2 separate regions of the Homo sapiens genome follow, and region 1 is linked to region 2. Evidence: chromatin contacts called from ENCODE Hi-C or POLR2A ChIA-PET data. All regions are on one chromosome and are shown on one strand. The core of a region is the stretch at or near the end of the contact, and the rest is flanking DNA. Distances in the headings are between cores, read along the strand shown.

What was found. Hi-C counts contacts between places; a loop is a spot of excess contacts on that map. ChIA-PET counts read pairs that join two places held with the same protein, here RNA polymerase II (POLR2A). Pooled maps may share reads with other maps.
Region 1: a loop to region 2 is called in a map of psoas muscle, with 7 times the contacts of the local background. The contact joins the enhancer-like site here to the promoter of STX18-IT1 in region 2. A Hi-C loop is called at or near these places in 1 of 168 maps with a recorded cell type or tissue (psoas muscle), 3 of 37 single-sample maps with no recorded cell type and 8 of 50 pooled maps. POLR2A ChIA-PET finds 5 or more read pairs at or near these places in 1 of 52 experiments (activated T-cell).

The regions. Positions count from the first base shown.
Region 1 is chr4:4,942,623-4,945,847 of GRCh38, reverse strand. The region is part of intron 2 of LOC101928306 (a long non-coding RNA gene); the gene reads right to left. Among named protein-coding and RNA genes, the nearest start is that of CYTL1, 75 kb to the left of the region's middle. Within about 2 kb of position 1,732, at least 6 of the 41 ENCODE cell types and tissues checked have a DNase peak (open chromatin) inside an H3K27ac peak, as active enhancers do.
Region 2 is chr4:4,480,203-4,483,529 of GRCh38, reverse strand. STX18-IT1 (STX18 intronic transcript 1) reads left to right here and starts at 1,830. Exons shown (of 4, transcript NR_126434.1): 1 at 1,830-1,925. All of the region lies in intron 1 of STX18 (syntaxin 18), which reads left to right.

The DNA.
Region 1 (3,225 bases), core at 483-2,982, 460 kb before region 2:
GGGCTGTGGGAGGGATGAGTGCATTCAGAGCAGAGGCAGCCAATGAAACATGGATATTTTTTGGCTTGCCAGAAAATCTAGACTCCCCTGTAGATCCTCCTGATGCCAGAAAAACTGGCAAGCCAGGACCCAGCATGACATCCAGCCCCCATCCCATCTGATACGGTTTGGCTGTGTCCCCACCCAAATCTCATCTTGAATTGTAGCTCTCATAATTCCCATGTGTTGTGGGGGGGACCCAGTGAAAGATAATTGAATCATGGGGGTGGTTCCCCCCACACCGTTCTTGTGGTAGTGAATAAGTCCCAAGATCTGATGATTTTATGAGCGGTTGCCCTTTTCACTTGGTTCTCTCAATTTTCTCTTGCCTGCCACCATGTAAGACATGCCTTTTGCCTTCGGCCATGACTGTGAGGCCTCTCCAGCCACATGGAACTGTGAGTCCATTAAACCTCTTTTTCTTTATAAATTACCCAGTCTCGGGTATGTCTTTTTCAGCAGTGTGAAGATGGACTAATACACCATCTCTTTCAACTGTCCTCCAGCCTCCTGCCTGCCCTGCTATGGCACAGCCCCTGCCTCTGCTGCTCATGGGCCTCTTTAGCTCATCCTCCCGGCCCCCAGCCACTTCCACCCTACACTGGGCTCCAGGGAGGTGAGCTTACAGGCCAAGGCAGGCCACCTGGATAGCCCATGGAACCCCTTCCCTACCATTCCAATAATGCTATTTCCATGCACAGTTGCACACATGTGTGACGGTGTGTGTATGTGTGTGGGGGGGTGTATGAGAAAGAGAGAGAGACAGAGAGAGAGAGAGAGGTTTTATCCAGAGGAAATTAAGTCTCCCCATGATCTGCAGTGCCCAGACCTGGTCTGTTCAGTTCAGCTATCTAAGCTGCAAGTTTCTCTATGAGCAAAATGGGGGAAATAAGACCTAAAACCTAATTAATAGAGTTAATACATGCAAAGTGCTTAAAAGTCCACCTCAAATGTTCAAATAATGCTCACTGGCTAGTTTTATTGTATGATTAGTGCACAGATTTGTTGTTTCAATTAAATGAGATGCTATGTACAAGGGACAAAAACAATGCCAGGTAAACTGGAGCTGCTCAATGAGCAGTTGATGTTAATTTTAGGGATAAATGCTCAGGTCCAAAAACTTTGGGTTGATGACCCCAGGCAGAGTTGAAGTAGCCAAAACTCCCTCTCATTGGCCTGCATCAGAAGGTACAGGGTCAGGGATAGTCAAGAGCATTAACCAACCTGTGCTGAGTGCCTCTGTTTGCATTGCTCTGAAATTACTTAATATCCATAATATTAGAGGATGAACCATTTAATTACGCATTTCATTTACTCTCCACTACTCTTGCCCCCATCTGAAAGAGGAGGAGGCTGAGGCACAGAGAGACTAAGTAATGTGTCAAGATCACACAGCAGGTGAGTGTTGAAACTCTGCACAGGGCACAGGGCAGAGCTCTTTCTCTCAGGAAGCAGAGCTGGTCTTTGTGCAGAATCAGTTCTACCCAGCCATTCACTCCGAGAGGCAAAAAGGGGCAGCTGCTGGACCATTTGAAGTCCCCAACCCATGTGATAGAAATGCCTCAGCTGCCCACAGCCTGCCAAAACAGACCTTCACGTCACGGGCTGGTTCCCTCGCACACGGAGTCAACCAGCCTGAAACCACCATTGCGAATCTGTTTCCTGTTTTGACAGCTCACAATCCACCGTGCCACTGCTCTTTCACAAGTCTCCTCTGCCAGCCAGGCTGCTTCTGAAGCTCAGTCATGCTTTTAATAAAGGGCCGGCGGGGGAAATCAGTCCCAGGGAGCACTGCACAAATGTACGGGCTGAGAGGCTGCCGTTCAAATGTGTTCATTGTCCACAGACTCCCCTGGCCTCCAGGGTGCAGAGGCCTTCAGCCTCCACCAGTTTCTCAACCCCACTCTGAAAGGCAGGGGGTGATGAGAAGCATTGCTTGTGGCCTGGTCCCTCATGGTAAAAAGCTGGTAGTATCACACCCCCACCCCACAACCCCTGCCTCAGCCTGGCTGTGTGTGTGTGTGTGTGTGTGTGTGTGTGTGTGTGTGTGAGAGAGAGAGAGAGAGAGAGAGAGAGAACTTTCCAACAAACTCAAGCTCTGCCACTAACTAGCTGTGTGACCCTAAGAAGTCACTTATTTTTGGAGCTTAGTCTTCTCAACTGGAAAATGAGGGGCTTGGACAACAGTGATGTTTTCAAACCCAGAAGAATCCTAGAAATTTCTGGTTGTGCTTGGCCGATTTGAAAATCCTGGGTTTGATAAAAAGATAATTCGGTTCTAGAAGCCATCACCATTGTCAGAATCAACATTCGTTGAGCCTGGTGGGGTTCAGGATGTTGCCCTGAGAGCTGGGGTACTGAGAGGTATTATATCATTTTGTTCCATGCCAAATTGCTATTGCCTTAATAGTAGCTTCAGTTAACTGATAAAGCAATCAAATAGCAAGTATTTAGTGCCATCGTGGGCCAGGGAAAAAGCCAGAACCAACCTGAACTGTTCCCTGGGTTCAAATTCCACAATATTGCTGAGCTCAGAGCCCCATCTGTAAATTGTGGATTCTAATGCTTCCCTCTGAGTTTGTGAGAACCAAGGAATTGACATTTGAAAATGCTGGACACATCTGTGGTCGTCAATAATATGCCAATTTCTCTTTCCCCCAATTATCAAAGTTTAGGGGCTAGACTGTGCCACAGAGAATAAAGATAAGAACTTTTGGCTTGAAGAACTGTTTTATTTGGCTGAAGAGAAAAGACAAACACTGAGCGTGGCTCTGCAAGCCTGCTAGGGATTTTTGAAGAAAACATTTACAATCTATCTATAGAGATGAGTAATTACTCCTCAAAGCAGGTAAAACTCTGGCTTCCCAGGGCGCCTCACCTAGATATTTTTCTAGAGTTCCCCTTTGGAAACCACTTTTAAAACCAGAGAAATGTTTTTCAAATGTATCACTGTTGTTGCCAATTCATTCATTCATTCATTCATTCATTCACTCAGCAAATATTCATTGGAATAAGTACTACATCTTAGTGTTTGAGATACCACTAGGAAGTGCAATTGTAAATACGATGGTAAAGCCAGCCCTCAGTGTCCACATGGGACCCATGGGTACTGAGAGCTGATTAGAAGATATTTGAGCATCCATGGATTTTGATGTCCTCGGGGGTCCTGGACCCAATCCCCCATGG
Region 2 (3,327 bases), core at 581-3,080:
ATTGTAGTTTGGGGAACTAGAAGAATGGGAATGAAGATGTTTAATTAGATTGAAGTTAGTAAGTTGGGGCTGGAAGGAGTGAGGAGGAAGAGTTGAGTGCATAATAAACATTTGTTTTTTTCTATGGGTGTAAGAGTCCTAGAAGTCTTTTAAAATGGAAGTTGCATTGAGTTTAATGGGAATCTTAAGCATTATAAGGTGCCACTCAACTTTTGAAATTAAATCATGAGTTCTTTGTGTCATCAACACTAAGATTCTAGGTTTTTGTTTTTTTTAATTTCTGGGTTTCTTTAAAGATGATAGGGGCTTAATATTAGAAAGGAAGCTATACGTTCCAGGTTGTTAGAAAGTTAGTTGCTAATATGAGAAATTAGACTGCTAAATCCACCTACCTAGTGTTAACCACCCATGCCCCCCTGTTAACCAGCCTCATTGTCTGTTACTTGAGACTCTCTGCAGTAAGAAGGTTGGATCTAGAAAAGTCAGTCTCCTCTTTTGTGCACATGTTTTCTCTCCTTCTGTCTCTAAAAAGACATATGCTGAATTCTGGAAGCCGCAGTCCCGTAAGATTAGTATTGGTTCTTAGCAATAGGTTATTTAGCTATTGATTATACTTTTCCTAGGTTAAGATGGCCTTATTTATTTTTTCTGGTAAGATTTCCAGACTGATGGAATAAAGAACTTGATATATTCAGCTAACATTTATCACTTACAGCTTGCCTCAAGGAAGGTGGAAAGTGAACCCAGAATACTATATTTTAAAGCCTCCTTGGGCCTGCAATTTTGAGTAGAAGTTGAGTGATGGGAATGAAGACATTCTGGGCAGAGAGAAGCAGGTGCCAGAGTGCAGGGCAGAGAAGAGGAGGCTTGCTTAAGGAAAGGCTCTGTGGTCTGGCACGCAGGTGGTTGCAGGAAGTGCAGGAACAGAAGCTGGTAGATGGAGCTGGCTCCTTTAGCCAGTGTTTAACAAGGTGAGTGGATGGGACTGACTGACCAATTTCATTTGTAGGGTGAAAAAGAGAGAAGAGTGTAAAATGGCCAAGGTGTTCTAACTTGGAATCTAGAAAGGATGAAGACTTTCTCTTTGGGGCCGTCAGAACAGGAGGGACTAGGAGTAAGCCAGAGGGTGTGAGTGGCTGCATGAGGATACCGTTGGGACATATTGCTTTTGAGGCGTCAGTGGGACACACAGTGGCAGTATCTAAAAAGCATTTGGATACACTCAGCTTGAACACAGGAGGGAGGCAGCGGCTGGGTGGACAATTCATGTAGACAGTAAATAAAGCTATGGATTGGAATGAGTGAGCTTAGCAAGAACATGTAAAGAAAGAGCCAAGGGCTGAACTTACAAGAAGTTTCAGAGATTAACAAAGGCAGAGAGGGAATGAATGAAGGTGAAGAAAAGGAGTTATAGGTTTTAGAAAAGAACCTAGAGACAGTGGTGTTCTGGAACCCGAGGGAGGCTAGTGCTTCAGGAGGGGACAAGGAAGGAGGAGGCAGGAGCAGGGAGGAGAGCCATCCGAGTTTGGTGAGGCCTGGTGAAGAGTGTCCCCCTCAGTAGGAATTGGGGGAAAGTGACAGGAGTTGCTTACTCAACAACTGCTGAAAGAAAAGAAGAAAGCGAGAAAGGAACAGTTCCTTTATGTATTCCCTCAACAAACTCGCTGCTGTGGTCCTGAGCACAGTGGAATGTCTGTGGCTGTGCTAGCCTCTTTTGTGGGTGATTGGTCACTGGGGAGCTTCTTTTGCACAGGGATAGGACTCAGACAGTCCCCACTGTGACATCAGCAGGTCAACATGCTCCAGAGGTGTGTTAGTTCTGAACTTTTAGCTCTGACTTAGTAATTGCTATTGATGCATTTTTCAATTAAGAGTGAAAGGAGTTAGACTCGGAATTTAGTCAGTGGGCTCCAAATTAAACTTGGGTACATGATCCTTGTGAAAAATCACTTTAACTTGTCAGTAGTTGGCAAACATACAGCAGTGGTTTTTCTGGCTGTGCCTTTGGCTGCATACTAACTGAACAGCAAGCTGTGTCCACTGATTGAATGAAAAAAAAATAATGATTTTGTGTTACAGGGACCTTTTTACAATATGCCAGAGGGACCTACTGGAGTCTCTTTAATCTTGAACAATGCTTGTTTCTTGCAGAGGCAAATTATGCAAATCAGTACTTAGTGTTCCATAATCAATCAGGTCTTTGTTGGAAGTGTTGTGAGTGCCAGCAGAACAGAATTTCTATCATCCTGGGAAGGGTGAGGGGGTTTGCAAGTCAAACCACTGCTGTGATCAGCAAAGGACACTTGCCGACTGCTTTGAACTCTCCCCACAGTCAGAATGCGGTCGCTCTTTGAGAAGAATCCCATCATTTTGTACCAGGGTTTTTGTTGTACAGTATATCGTGCTTTGGGTAATTCACAAAACACCCACGAAGGAACAGCTAGCAAGGCTGTTCTGTGGGTGACACATAAAAACAAAGCTGGGCCTGCCGCCTGGGATGGCAGCTGGCAGCCATGCTCCCAGAGCTCCCTTTGTGTGGAATCTGCCTAGAGTGCAGTGTTTCAGAATATTCCTGGACTCAACTCATCTGTAGTGCATATGTATGCTTAAAAACAATCTCATTTCAGCTTCCTCCTGCACAGAATGGTGAACCTTTATTAATCCTTTGATTCCAGATCAAAAGAATCAGAGAAATTTTTAAAGTCCTTGGGAAAAAACTGCTGTTTTTGAGAGGTCCTGTTATTACTGCTGCTCTAATACTTGTGTTGCCATCTAGTGGATAATGGGAAGTATGTGGCTGCCTTAGTATGTTTGGAGTTTATTGTACCCTATTACTGATTCTTGAAGGGGATAGAAAATCAATTCAAAAAGTTTTTTAAAAAAAGAAAATCCCATGTGGAGCATTAAATAGTTATTGAGGAGCCACTTTGGGCTAGGCAGACGCCTCAGCAGCTTATGTCAGGGAGACATGAAAACAATTCAAAACTCAGAAGATGGTGACATCTCTGCAAGGGATGTATTTGCAAGATGGATCCTTAACCTGGCCTCGAGTTAGCAGGGAAGCCTTTAGGAGGTGTGACACCTGAGCAGAGCCTCACGCATAGGAGTGAGTCAGAAGACAGGATTGGGAAGCAGGGAGGGCTTTGCGTCTGGAGACAGCAGCAGAGCGTAGGGCACTGGCGGGCCTTGGGCATGAGGATGTGGGCTTATCCTGGGTTAAAGGGGAAGGTAATGTACAGTTTTAGTCAAGGAAGTATGTGGGAAGATTCACCCTTTTTGATTGTTTAATAACATGTTTTATCTGATTATAAGGATTTTACGTAGTAA